Regions from separate parts of the Homo sapiens genome. Here regions 2 and 3 are each linked to region 1. Evidence: read pairs that join two places in POLR2A ChIA-PET (ENCODE). Cell type or tissue: GM12878. All regions are shown on one strand.

Region 1 (5,000 bases):
TTTTCAGCACTATAATATTTTTCTCCTTGCTTTTCTACCACAAGCTGTATTTTTTTCATTTATTTTTTTGTTTGTAGACATGGGATGCCTTGCCCTGTGGCCCAGGCTGGTCTCAAACTGGTGGCCTCAAGTGATTCTCCAGCCTCGGTCTCCCAGTGTTGGGATTAAGGCATGAGCCTCTGCGCCTGGCCACAAGCTGTATTTTATTAAGTTTGCTGTAAAACACACCAAACAAACCTCAGAACCTCCACCGTTCTGGATACTGCAGACTGTGAAGGCCCAATCCCTGAATGGAGGGCTCAAAGCCCTTTAGGAGAGTACAAAAGACAGGACTCTTAGAAAAGTCTGGGCTGGTTTGTAGAAGTCGAAGTTCAAGTAACAACCTGAGTAACTCAAGGCTTCCTGGATTCCATCCTGCACTCGGTCTCCCTACAGAAGCTGCAGAACAGAAGGAAGGGCTGGCCCACCCTCCTCCTCAACAGCTGAGTGGTGAAAAGCCTCCTCTAAGGGAGGGTTACCCAGGCATGAGCGCTCCTTTTATTTTCTTCTTCTCTGTGAGGGGGAGAAAGAGCCAAGGCTCTCAGGGCAAGGAGATGGACGGATTGGCAGTGAGGCGGCACATTTTACTTCCTTGAGTGTTTGTTCTAGTAGTTGAGAGAGGAAGATTGACAAAAGGAAACTGCAGGCATCGAACAAGTGAGACACCACTGTCGGGTTTGAAAAGCCGAGTGAAGGAACAGAACAGAGGGCAGGCAGGACGATGGAGGTGCTCCGTGGAACTCTGACTAAGGCGAGTGTGCGAACAGGAAGAAAGGAGTGTGGACAAAGGCAGGAAAACAGCTGTATCCTCTAAAAATGCTTCCAACAGTGTTTATTTAAAGCTTAAAATGTCATGGAGCTTTTAATTTAAAAGACACAGAACTGTGGGATTATAAATCTGTAGGGGACTGTGCAGACAGACACTTTTCCTCACCATTTAGATAAAATAATCCTAAATCCGTGGAATAAGAAAGGATCTAAACAAGTAATTAAACTCCTCAGATCAAATGATAACTACAGCTGTTGATGATGGCACACTTAAAGGGACAGCGTTGTGAAAGGAAAAATGCTGAAATAAAATAAAGGAGCATAAAACACTTGCACTAGGGCCATCAGATGGATATTCTTCCCTGCTTACTAACAAGCTTGCAGCTTTAACATTGCTTCAGGGTCCTTTTTACCAGGAAAGGTCATATTGTTTTTAACATGCTAGGGCCACATACACTACTACCCTCCTTAGGAGAATTAGAAAATATCCCTTGTGACTGTGACCACTCCCCTCCTCCCAGCTGGAATCTGTGTGGCATGTTGAGAGCAGCTTCTGTAGTAGCTGCAAGGGCAGCATGGGGAGGGGGAGAGCCTGGCAGGGAGGTGGAAGCTCTGAAGAAGCTACAGGGTGCCCCAGGCTGGGGCCCAAAGACTGGCGGGTGTTTTCATCCTCAGAGGCAGCCTGAGTTCCCGGGGGCTTATGGGAGGCATTAAGGCTTAAATTAATTCAACTGTTATGGAAGCCCTGTGCCTGGAGGAAGTCTAGGCCGATGGCCTCTAAGTTTCTGTCTAAGGCGGAGACTGGGTAATTGCTGCAAATCAAGTAACATTTTATAACTGAAAATGTATCTTAAATGCTCACTAAGTCCGCCCCTGAGGCACAGTGGTTGATGTTTTACCCAACAAAGATATAAAAAGCGAGGGTTTCTCCCCAACTGCTCTCTCAGGGAGCTGTACCTGCTTACCATGCAAATGGGGACCTATCTTCAATTTTATAACTGTGAGTTGCGTTATTTACGGGGAAAACACCTTGAGCCAACTGTCATTAAGAAGCACATATGGTGATACGGTTTGGCTGTGTCCCCACCTAAATCTCATCTGTTACATGCAGCCCTGTGAAGAGACCACCAAACAGGCTTTGTGTGAGCAATAAAGCTTTTTAATCACCTGGGTACAGGCAGACTGAGTCCGAAAAAGGAGTCAGCAAAGGGAGATAGGGGTGCGGCAGTTTTATAGGATTTGGGTAGGTAGTGGAAAATTACAGTTAAAGGGGGTTGTTCTCTTGCGGGCAGGGGTGGGGGTCACAAGGTGCTCAGTGGGGGAGCTTCTGAGACTCATTGTCCAGGAGAAGGAGTGTCACAAGGTCAATCAGTTAGGGTGGGGCAGGAACAAATCACAATGGTGGAGTGTCATCCATTAAGGCAGGAAGTGGCTATTTTCACTTTGTGGTTTTTCAGTTGCTTCAGGCCATCTGGATGTATACGTGCAGGTCACAGGGGATATGATGGCTTAGCTTGGGCTCAGAGGCCTGACAATCTCGAACTGTAATCCCCAAGTGTGGAGGGAGGGAGGTGATTGGATCGTTGGGGTGGTTTCCCCCATGCTGTTCTCGTGATAGTGAGATCTGAAGGTTTTATAAGTGTTTGCAAGTGCCTCCTTTGCCCCTTTCTCCTGCTGCCTTGCCATCCCCTTCTGCCATGACTGTAAGTTTCCCGAGGCCTCCCCAGCCATGTGGAACTGTGGGTCAATTAAACCTCTTTCCTCTACAGAATACCCAGTCTCAGGGAAGTTCTTTATAGCAGTGTGAGAACAGAGTAACATTAATACACATGGGAAGGCCTGATTTTGCTCCTACCCTCATGTTCATACAAGACCTAGGGCTTTGGGGACCCAAGAGACCTGCAGAAAACTCCCAGCTCAGCTGCACGCCCTGGGACAAGTTTCTTAGCCTGTCTAACATACGATGTTTATTGGAGAAATGTATTTAATAGCCGCTGACCTGCAGAGCGGGGGTGGCCTTAAAGCTGGGGGTGGGGTGGGGCGGGGGGAGATGCTTTAGGTGTGGGAGGTGGCAGGCAGCCCAGGCAGTGAAGCCAGGTCCTCTAAAGCCTGGTGGTCTTTCGGGAAACCCCAACTCTGCAGCTTTCTAGCCGGAAACTCTGGAAGCTAGCAGCCTTGGGTAAAGCACCTATAAAATGAGGATCCTATTCATACTGCAGGTCTTATAAGCCTGCTGGACCTTGGCTTGCACACCTCTAAAATGGGATCCTAATGATGTAGTCATGCCACACACCTTCTAGGCGGTTGCGTCCATGGAGTGAAATAATCTGTGTTGTGCTCTGAGCGCTTGGCCCAGAATTACCTCTGAGCATCAACATATGGAATCATTAGGGAATGCTTTTGTTAACCGTGAGTTATAGGGAATTGACAAGATCTGCTGTCTCCCTTAACAGCAACGCTCCAGTAAGAGCAAACAGCTATTGAACTTGAGAAACTAAAGTGCCTCCTACCAAATATTTTGCTTAAAAAAAAAAAAAAGCAAACAAAACTATCAATTATTTGGAATTCACCAATACATCACACCTGCTAGGCACATTAAACCAGCTTCACAAACACTTCTTAATTGCCGGGGCTGCAGAGGAACAAACACAGCCTCTGTTCCCAATTCCATAACCCAAAAGCTTCTGAAAACACTGCAAAATCTGTACTGGGCTAGCATGAGGTGGTTTTAATGGTCCACATTTATCATACTTAGTGCGACTCTTCAAGCACTTCCCTATAGAAATACTAATGGATTTGATTACGGGTGCTGCCTGAGAACGTTCTGTGTCATGGAACATATGAATTCTAATACCTTTTAAAAATAACCTATATTTAAATACATCTGGCTCCATAGATTTTGGGTAACGGATTATGAACCCGAGTTTGTGACCGCTTACTTATGAAGTTACACTTTGTGCATCTTGCACAACTGAATCTACTTAATGCTTTTTTTCTCCAAAACTAATCTTGATGTATCTTGAGCATAATTTTTATTCCCAATTACAAAAAAGAGAAAAAACTTAAAGCCAGTGTTTTGTGTTAGATAGGCTAGTTCCTTAAAGACACAAAATAAACTACAAGAAAGGCTGATCTTGAGTTAGAATCAAATTGTCACAATCTGACAGTTATGAAGATGTTAGCTGACTGTGTGTGTGCACGTTTTAAGAGTTCAGCTTTTCTTTTTGAGACAAGGTCTCACCTGAGTATAGTAGGGTGATCACATCCCACTGCAGCCCTGACCCCCCGGGCTCAAGTGATCCTCCCGCCTCAGCCTCCCAAGTAGCTGGGGCTACAGGTGTGCGCCACCACACCAGGCTGATTTTTAATTTTTTTTGTAGAGACACGGTCTCCCTATGTTGCCCAGGCTAGTCTTGAACTCCTGGCCTGGAGTGATCCTCCCACTATGGACTCCCAAAGTGCTGGGATTACAGGTGTGAGCCACGGTGCCCAGCCAAGAGTTCAGCTTTTCACTGATCATGTTACAAAAGAGGTTTCTTCAAAAAGATTAAAGCCCGTGTCCTAAGTAGATCCCTCAGATGCTTCTTTCCTTGCTTGCACTTCCTTCTGCTCAGCTGGGGCAGCAGTGGAGGGGCAGGACTGCCTACAGGTACAGGTCCAGCAGCCCCCATGCTGCTGCAGAGGAGGTTCCCAATGTTGACTCTGGCTGGGGAAATGGTACAGGGGCAGAACTGCCTGTAGGTACAGGTCCACCAGCCCCCATGCTACCAAAAAGGCTCCCGATGTTGACACTGGCCAGGCCCTTGCAAACAGGTCAGGCCCAAAAGTTTCACCATTTACACTAGCTGCTTTAATGAGGGCGACGGTCTTATGTGATGGTCACCACACTGCACTGTAGAATGAGGGCCGAGTAGATGCAAGTGAGCTCAAACAAAGATGGAGGCCATGGTGTGGGCGAGTGCGGGGCTGGTGCCACCGGGCAGGGTGCTAGTCACCCAATGAGTGACAGCTTCACAAGGCCTTAGCTTCCTCGGAAGGGCTAAGCACCTTAATGGCAGCTGAGGAAAGAGGGTCAGCAGTGTTTTGAATGTGTGTAAAACCACATTTTAAAGTGAAGTTGCTTTAATTAAAAAACCCAACATCCAGTACATTTTGATAGAAGTGGTGGTGTCATTTTTCTGAACCATTTTGAC
Region 2 (5,000 bases), 260 kb before region 1:
ATAATCCCCGAAGGAGTGAAAAATTAGCAGTATTCTTTAGGGCTTCTCCAAAGATGTATAGCCATGCACATTTGCTGTTGCCAAATACACACATTTAAATGAAAATAGCTGACACCTGGTAGAGTCACCCTCTGGAGACATATACAGAAACATTAATCTGAGGTTAACCCAACAACCCAATGTAGACATGATGTACTATATAGGAAAATAAAATACACAGTCATATGATTATTCATCTGACAGTAATAGTGTAGCCTCCTTAGGGAAAAAGATAAAGGGAAAAATCCATTGAATATTTTGAAAAGTTCATTTTTAATCACATCTCCCAGGCATCTAACTTATTTGTAGGCTTTGCAATCATACAGATATATAAATATATATTTGAAATCTCTTCCCCTGGAAAATTACCATTCTTTAAGAGAAGACACCTCCTAGAATCTATCAAAGAAAAATCACGTTTATATGAAAAGATCATTATTTCCTTTCTTGAATTCTGAAGCATCTTTGAAGAGGGAGGAGAATTTGCAAAATCAGGAAAGGGCTGCTCTCAGAAAATCCAATCACTTTTCAAGCAATGATACAATGCCAGATGTTAAAATTTGTCTGAAGATTTCTAGAGAAGTGAAAGCAATTAGACGTTATCCTTCATTTCTTCTGTTCAGAATCTCATTACCAAAGATTGCAGACGTGTCGGTTATGATGTACATCTTGCAGGTGGCACTTTGTCATTGTTAAAATAAAGTGGGGTAGAACAGAATCTTATTATAATTTTTCCTTGGTGGGGTGGGATGAAAGAGAGGAAGATGGAGAGAAAGGGAGAGAGAGAGAGAGAAGGGAGCGAGGAATTAGATGCTATGCATATACAATAAACCTTATTAATTGCATTATTTTGAAATGTTATTTCCTAGTTACGATAATTACAGGGCATTTTAAACCATTTTAGCATGTAACACACAATGATAAACTCTATCATACGTATCTTCTGTGATGTGGCCACAAAAGAAGGCTACCATAAGAATGTCACACCACAGCTATCCCATGGGCACTGAAAACCAGAAAGCAATATGGGTATCACCTTAACACAGGCACCACCAACTGTGGAATCAGGGACACAGAGTCCAACTCTTGCTCCACTCCCAATAGCAAAAAACCTTGGCCAAGTCACCAGTCCCTTTGTCCATGCAATGATGGAGTGATACCACATCATCCCCAGAAACCTTTTCCAAGTCTACGGTGCCTTAATACTAACTAATTTTGACTGTTTCCAACAGCTCCAAGGGTGTTTCTGAAGAATGAATTTGGAACATGTGGTAAGGCAGATGACAATGTCTTCATTTCTATATGTCAAATAAAGCCTCTGGTCTTTTTCTACTGACAGCTGAGGAATTCATGCAGAAGAAAGTAACAACCTGTACAGATGCATTTGACCAGCAGGCTTGCATAATTCCAGGAGCACCTACTCTGTGCATGGCTACAGGAGAAACAGCAGAAATAAGAGAGACACAGCATGGTCTCCACCCACAAGTCCAGCTCTCCCTGCAAGACATTGGAAGGGCATACTGGTGTCAGGCAGAATTCACTCAGTACACCCCCAAAATTAGAATGTAATGTGTTCCTGTCAGGGTAAGATCAACTTTGCAAGGCCAATCGGGCTGATGCATACTCAGCATCCCTTTGCTGGGTCCCAGCAGCCAGAGCTGCTGATGGTATTTGCAGGCTGGCAGGGGTGTTGTCTGCTCTGCAGCCAACCTACAGCACTTGGGTGTAGGGCTCACCAGGAAAAGGACAAAGCCATCCAGCTCCATGATCCTCATGCTCCTTAGGGTCTGTTTATAGCTTAAAAAAGTGCTTAAGTTTTGTAAAACAGCCAACTTCACTAAATGATTGCAAATTCATTCTCAAACAATAATTGTGAAAACCATTCATTAAGCTCACGTCATTTTATTCAGAAAGAGAGAAAACAAGAGGTGATTTTTAAAATAGACTAATATCTTTAATATTTGTAAACACTATTTTTAATATTTTTTAATAAAGAGACTAATATATTTAATGTATCATCCATGTGTTACAGTCTCATCAATGTACCACAATGTAGCAGTCTCTCATTGTGAGGTATCACCCGGAGTTCTTTGTCTCACAACCAAGAGAATTGAGGAGCATGGATACAAAGGATGAGGTTGGAACAAAAGTTTAATAAGTGAAAGAAGAAAGCTCTCTGCTGCAGAGAGGGGATCTGGAAAAGGGTTACCACTTTTACAGTTGAATGCAACGGCTTTTATAGGAAACTGATGAGGGCCAGGCATCTCTTTTGCATAAGGCACACATTTCTGGTAGCTCCACCACTTCCTACTAATGCACATGCAAGCCCTTAGACTCCACATTGCTTTGCTCCTCTTATTGCTCATGTGTCAGGGGACAGAATTTTCCATTGTAGGCACGTCTGGGCAAGTCACCTGTGTAGACTTTGTTATCTATGCAGCTGTCGGCATGTCTTAGGCAAGCCCCCCTGTGCAAGTTCCCTTATCTATGTCTACAGGCTGTTCTTTTGTTTGAAAGAACTCAACAGAAGACCCACCTTAACTGCCTGCCTGCCTGATGGGGTTTTTTTCTTTCTCCTCTCTCACATGGAACATAGTCATTATGGCAACTTGGTGGGAATTCCGGGCTCATGTTAAAAATTTCCTCCCATAGCTCCCAAGTCCAAAGTCACTGGTATCCATGAACAGTAAGTGGTCTTGTCAATTCTGAAAATATTCCCCCCTTTTGTGTGTGTTTTTTTTTTTAATTGGGATTAAGCTCACATAACATGAAATTAACAATTTAAAGTGTGCAATTAATTCCATGGCATTTAGTGCATTCACTGTTATGCAACCATCACCACTATCTACTTCCAGAACATTTTTGTCACCTGTAAAGGAAAACTCATACCACTAAATGGTCAATCCCCATTCTCCCAGTCCCTCACTCCCGAGGACCACCAATCTCCTTTCCATCTCTGTAGATTTGTCAATTATAGATATTTCATATAAATGAAATCATACAATATGTGGTCTTTTGTGTCTGGCTTCTTTTACAGAGCATGTTTTTAAATTTTTTTTTAAGGCAATGTTTCTGTCTTGTTTCCCAGGCTGGAGTGCAATGGCGCAGTCTTGGCTCATTGCAACCTCCCCTTCCTGGGCTCAAGTGATTCTCCTGCCTCAGCCTCCCAAGTGGCTGGGACTACAGCCATGCACCACCACACCCAGCTAATTTTTGTATTTTTAGTAGAGATGGGGTTTTGTCATGTTGCCCAAGCTGGTCTTGAATTCCTGGCCTCAAGTGATCTGCCCATCTCAGCCTACTAACGTGCTGGGATTATAGGTATGAGGAACCACACCTGGTCTTACAGAGCATGTTTTTGAGGTCCCTCCATGTTGTATCACATATCAGTACTTCCTTCCTTTTTATAACTGAACAATATTCCATCTCCTTTAGTTTTTAATCTTCTATAATGTGTATATCAAATAAAGACCACTCTACTTTCACATGCAGTTTTTCTTTTTTAACACTCTGACTCATAGACTACTTTTTATCCCAGAGCAATTGTGATGCATACACTCTTTAAAGAAATTAGGATTCCAACTTTCAAAACATTCAGAATCAGAAAAAAAGAAAAAAAATCTGCTAGAAATGTGGAGCTACTTACTACCAGTCATCTCAGGTTACAAAGATTGGTCTGTGTAATTTTGTCGAATTTCAAAATTGAAATCCACTTTTTCAATCCAGTGCTAAGCCCTTTCTAAATAGAGCTGACCCTTGAACATTGCAGAGGTTAGGAGCACCAACTCCCCGTTTAGTCAAAAATTCAAATATAACTTTTGGCTCCCCAAAAACTTAACTACTAACAGCTTACTGTTGACCAGAAGCCTTACTGATACTATAAATGGCCAATTAACATATATTTTATGTATTATATACTGTATTATTGCAATGAAATAATCTAGGGAAAATAAAATGTTATTAAGAACGTTATAAGAAAGAGAAACTATATTTACTATTCATTTGATGGAAGTGGATCATCATAAAGGTCTTCATCCTCCTTGTTCTCACGTTGAAGAGGCTGAAGAGGAGGAGGAAGAAAAGGGGTTAGTCTTGCTGTCAGAGGGGTGCAGAGGTGGAAGGAAGTTCACTGATAAGTGGATCCTCAAACTCCTTGTTCAATAAGGTTAAAGGTTAAAGAAAGTTAAAGAAGATAAATGTGCATTATCTATTTCAAGTTCAACTCTCTAGTTTGCAAAAGTAAAATTGACACCTTGGTATAATTTCATGAGACTTAGTTTTTTAAATGAGTTACAGTAGACTCTTGAACAATGAGTTTAAGCTGTGAGGATCCAAGTATCAGTGGACTTCCTTCCACCTCTGCACCCCTGTGACAGCAAGACTAACCCCTCCTCTTCCTCCTCCTCTTCAGCCTCCTCAAAGTGAGAATAAGGAGGATGAACACCTTTATGATGATCCACTTCCACTTAATGAATAGTAAATGTATTTTCTCTTCTTTATGACTTTCTTAATAACATTTTCTTTTCTCTAGCTTACTCATTGCAATAATGCGGTATATAGTACACATAATTTATAAATCCCATATTTTAATTGACCATTTATCTTATCAGTAAGGCTTCTGGTCAGCAGTGGGCTGTTAATAGTTTAAGTTTTTAAGGAGCCAAAAGTTATACTTGAATTTTTGACTACACAGGTGTTGATGTCCCTAACCTCTGCAATTTGCTGGGCTTCCCTCGATGCCCTCATAGAGCTGGTAGCCTTCCCTTCCCTGTCTTAGATGTTTATCCATGCTATGTCCTACAAGCCCCCAATCCCCATTAGATACTGAGTCTTTAGTTTGAATCCTCCGTCTATATTCAATTCAAACATCACTTTGAGTGGCCACAACACTTTTGACCAGCATTTTAAAAAATGTAGTCGGGGGAACAATTGTTTTGAAAGACACTGACAGATGCTAGGAT
Region 3 (5,000 bases), 150 kb after region 1:
TTCTAAAAATGAGACACAAATAGAATGATTAGTTCTTATAGTTCACACCGCCTCTCAGTTTTGACAGATTTTGTTAAAATCTAAATTGTCATTGAACTGTGAAATATATAAACTGGTCATTGGTCATTTTAAGTATTCTCAGTTTCAGCCTCTGGGACTTGGCTCCAGAGAGTATTCTATGTACTAGCTGCCCAACGGCTGAGGGAGCACCACACAATTTAAGTTTTTATTTTGGTTAACATCCAACTTCTGCTGCCAGTTTCTGTTTTTGTCAGTGAAGACTGACAAAATCTCAGTGGATTAACACTTGAAGATTTGTTTCTTGCCCATGCAAAATCTATTGCTGGTTGGGTGATGCTCTAGGGAAGCTTTGCTCCATGAGGAGACTCAGGGATCCAGGTTGCTAATATCTTGTGGTTCTGTCATCTCAATAGATGGCCTTCCCAGTAGCGTCCACAGGAGAAAAGAGTTGAAGGGTCCCTTGGGGGCTTTTTGTTACTTCACTGACCCAGGGGTCAGCATGTAGACCAGGCCCCATGTCTCCACCCTGACTTGACATGGGGCTAAGAGGCAGTCTCCCCATGTCTTCAGGAAGAAGAAAATGAAACGGCCTTGCTGAACATATAGCAGTGATTTTCCTACTGCAAACAGTGATTTTCAAATTTGTTTTAAAGCTGAGGAATATTTCAGATGAAATTTTATGAGAAGCTAAGTATGTCAGAGGGATAAAAGTTGCAGTGCTTGGGTGAACCTGGAACAGAGGACTGCATTTGGAAATTGCTGACATTTAATAAAGCCCCATGGAAATCTCATGAACAGCTGGAGAGAAAGGGCAGACTCTGCAACAAAAGAATAAAAGAACATGTGAGCAAACATCTAGTTAGTGCAGACTCTAGGCAAATTAATATTTAACAGACATTTGTAAGTAAAAAAGGTAGGCACACCAGGAGAAAAATCAACACCAGCCTTGGAATTTTAAAAAAGAATTGATATTACAGCTATGTGAGTGGAGGTTGAAGGAATTTGCCCAAGGTTATAGATAGGTGTAAACTAAAGGGGCTATTTTATTATAAAAATTTGGATTGCAGACATGTACCGCATAATAACATTTTGGTCAACAATGGACCACGTATATGACAGAAGTCCCATGAGATTATAATGGAGCTGCCTTATGCAGCTGTACGTTTGTATCTTTTTTGTTTTTTTGAGATAGAGTCTCGCTCTGTTGCCCAGGCTGGGGTGCAGTGGTGCGATCTCGGCTCACTGCAATCTCCCCCTCCCGGGTTTCAGTGATTCTCCTGCCTCAGCCTCTGAAGTAGCTGGGATTACAGGTGTGTGCCACCACGCCCAGCTAATTTTTGTATTTTTAATAGAGACAGGGTTTCACCATGTTGACCAGGCTGGTCTCGAACTCCTGACCTCAAATGATCCACCCGCCTCGGCCTCTCGAAGTACTGGGATTACAGGCATGAGCCACCACGCCCGGCCACGTTTGTATCTTTTATACTGTATTTTTTCCTGTACCTTTTCTATGTGTACATATGTCTAGATAAATACTTGCCATTGCATTGCAGTTGCCTGCAGTACTCAGTACAGTCACATGCGGTGCAGGTTTGTAGCCTAGGAGTAATAGGCTTTACCATATAGCCTGGGTGTGCAGTGGGCTATACCATCTAGGCTTGTGTAAGTGCACTGTACGATGTTTGCAGAATGATGAAATTGCTTAATGATACATTTCTCAGAACATATCCCTGTCACTATATGATGCATGTCTGTACTTGAAGCATTGATGTGAAGTATACTGCTTATTGGTATTTTAATATTTTCATCAGAGAAAAATAGAGTAAAGAAAATCTATAGTTTGGTGTTGTGTTGCGTTTGTGTGTGTATATATATATGTATGTGTAAATATGTGTGTGTATATATGTGTGTGTGTTTGTGTATATATATGTGTGTGTGTGCTTTACACACATATGTATTTAATTTACAAAGAGATAAATTATTGAAATTGATTTCCAAGGGAAGCTATAGGAGATATACATGTACAGCAGCAGCAAGTATTAATGTAAAGAATAAAGAATTTTCTGCCCAGGGTTGGATAATAGCCACTAAAAGTCCTTTAAGCAACTATTTATAGATCTATCAGAATTCAGGTAAGACATGAGCTATTTGTCATGATTTTCACAGGTTTGGGCTGACAGGCACTTGCTGGAGGGGTTATGAGTCGTTCTTGGGCAATATGCCTGTTGTCTGGGTGCCTGTCCTTGGTAAACATTGGGATCTGTGAGTAACCATAGCTCCATCATGTCATGCCCATGCTGACAGCCTGTCTTACCCAGGTGCCAGAGACTGCAGAAACCTCTCGGATTCTGCTCACAGCAAAATGGCATGGTGAAGGATGTCGTGCAATTCCTAAGAGAGGAAGGAAGACTTCAAGCTGTCAGTCACACTCCTGAACATTTATTTCCAGTATTATTTGTACAGAGATACTGCAGAGTTAGTGCCCGTGGTCAGCCCACACAGCCAGATGCAGGCATTGCAGGGCTGACCACCTGCCTCCTGGGCATGGCGCTTGGTTCAGAACTGTACATTGTAGGGTGGCCTTTGCTAGCCTAGTGTATGGTGGCGTATAATGTAGGATCACTATGACTTCCTGCAGGTAGACAAAGAAGGGAAAAGGGAGAGTCCAGGACTACAGGGGTAGACAAGTGATACCTCAGACTTTGCATAAGGAAAACCCCAGAGGTGCTTATTACAGCTGAAGATGGCCAAGATGAACTCTAGGGACTGTCACAGAGTAGTTCCAAATGAGACTTTGCATCAGCATTTTAATAAGCTTCTCAAGACATTCTAAACTGGGTGTTTCATAGGACACTCTAAGAAACACTGGGTTTCATATACATGTATGAGCTTTGGCTACTGTGCAGAAACACTGCAGTTATTTGTCACCTAGATTTTTCTAGAAGGTGATGCTGACAGGTGATCTCATGTAAAAGCTTTGGAACTTTATAAGATACATCATTCAGTTATATCATCATCTAGTAAGGTGCACATAGATATGTGATTAAAACAAAAGCTTATGGAAATGATCTTTCTCTTACTAGGGTGATTGCCCTAATATTTTCTACCCCATTTTATTCTGTTTTTTTTTTTTTTTTGGTAATAATCTGGTTTTGGAACTAATTAATTTCATGATGTATCAATGGGTCACAGTCTACATGATTGACCATGCTCTTACCTAGTGTGTGAGCTTTACTGTGTTTGATAAACAGGAGCACAGCCATTCCAAGATGGAGCGGCGCTCTTGGGCCTATTTAAGGCAGAAAACAACAGTGTGCTGTTTATCAAATTTGCTGGGAAAGCTGGACATCCTTATATCAGTCTTCATCTACCACAAATCTCTCAAAACGAGACAAGGTGGAGATTAATACAGCGTCCATTATACAATGGATAGTCAGAAATGATACTTGGCTTCCAGGGTGAATCACCTTGTATGACATGTATTTTGACAGAAATTATTTAATCTATTAGGTATATAAATATTCATATGATTACAAGTCATTTTAATGGGTATATAATTTTGAGAGGGGACCAAAACAAATTTATTGATCATGAGGATATTGAAGCCTGACAAGTTAATCTTGATTATCTCTAATTATTAGAGAGCTGAGATTTTCTTTTAGAACTACAGATTTAAGATGTTCTGGCAGCACCAAAGTTGAAGGGATGGTTATTGAATTACAACAAAAGGATTTTTTCTTTAAAATAGGTGATTCTAGTGTAGATGGCTATTGTCCACATTGGAGCACTCACAGCATGGTTAATATTAGTGAAAATGCTAGCATCTTGTACACTGTGTACATTCACAAACAGCTTCTTACATACTTTATCTGAAGATACAAAGATTTAAAGCACATTGTTACAATCATCCTTGGGTAGAGCTGTCTATCTGTGTTAGATTAGTTATCTGATTCACAAAATATAATATCCAAGGGTCCTGAGAGAATGGCCTTGATATGTTACCAAAGAATCCTAACATTGGTGACACCACCATGTTCATAAAACATTTTTTCAATGTCTGAAGACACATTTATATGTGTTATTTCATTATCCAGAATATCCTGAGCAATTTAGCCAGGTCTTACCACCTTTGTGAGAAATGGAGGTAGAGTTATTCAGCAGCCGAAAAAGGAATGCCTGATCAAAGCAATGGTAGTATTAGTGGAATTTACTCAAATGCTTTCAAATTTAAAAATTTCCAGTTACAACTGGTGCCTTGTTTAGATATTTTAACATATATATATATATTTGTACACAGCTGCTTCTCAGTTCATCTGTCAAAGGTGGTGAGGAAAATGATTTAAAACTCCTACTTCTAAAATTTATAGCCTTTCTCTACACTGTGTTACTGATATGATTTATACTCAAGGGTTTGCTCCTGAGATGCTAGCTTGCAATATTAGGGTATGAATGACAAGGAGGCATAAGGCAAAGATGCTTCATTGGTTTGTGATTCTTGCAAATGAGGTCCACTTAGTCAAACCCAGTTTGTGGCCTGGGATTCCAAGCACATATTTTCAAGTTGAGGAGAGCGATGATTTAGAATGTATAACCATCCACTCCACAATCCCTCACCCTAATTGACTCATTCAGGGATAAATTTATCTGGGGGAGATGCTTCTATTATTAGAGAGCTGGATAATTAGCTCACCATATGTTATACACTGTATAGTAATTCAGGAGATGGGTCATCCTGAATGCACTTTAATTAGCCAGAAATCCTTGCTATTCTTGCATAAAGGAGTGAATTATAAATTTCTTGGAGATACCCAACTCTCTGTATGTGCCCTGTAGGGTCATCCCATTATCACAGCTTTCGGTTTTGCCATCCCTGTCTTCATTGCAATGCAAAACAGATCCAACTTAGGTGCACAGCAGAAATGGTAACACATAATGGGACATGTTCAAGTGTAATGGACACCGTGGAATGGTTGCCAATT

What was found. Peaks named below come from ENCODE experiments on the same cell type or tissue, not always from the same donor. Only the 100,000 strongest peaks of a DNase experiment are listed, where the experiment ranks them.
Region 2: POLR2A ChIA-PET joins it to region 1 with 10 read pairs; 1 of 35 experiments calls an interaction of 5 or more read pairs at or near these places.
Region 3: POLR2A ChIA-PET joins it to region 1 with 7 read pairs; 1 of 35 experiments calls an interaction of 5 or more read pairs at or near these places.

The regions. Positions count from the first base shown.
Region 1 is chrX:7,108,661-7,113,660 of GRCh38, forward strand. All of the region lies in intron 1 of PUDP (pseudouridine 5'-phosphatase), which reads right to left. Among named protein-coding and RNA genes, the nearest start is that of STS, 37 kb to the right of the region's middle. RefSeq lists enhancers at 522-591, 742-791, 2,062-2,111, 2,122-2,371. In GM12878, no CTCF peak of the experiment used is centred here; DNase peaks (open chromatin) are centred at 1,761 and 2,351; H3K4me3 peaks cover 1,817 bases; H3K27ac peaks cover 3,800 bases.
Region 2 is chrX:6,850,682-6,855,681 of GRCh38, forward strand. It overlaps a transcript of PUDP not described here. Among named protein-coding and RNA genes, the nearest start is that of STS, 290 kb to the right of the region's middle. In GM12878, no CTCF peak of the experiment used is centred here; a DNase peak (open chromatin) is centred at 2,417.
Region 3 is chrX:7,261,881-7,266,880 of GRCh38, forward strand. The region is part of intron 6 of STS (steroid sulfatase); the gene reads left to right. Among named protein-coding and RNA genes, the nearest start is that of PUDP, 120 kb to the left of the region's middle. In GM12878, no CTCF peak of the experiment used is centred here; DNase peaks (open chromatin) are centred at 51 and 2,721; H3K27ac peaks cover 536 bases.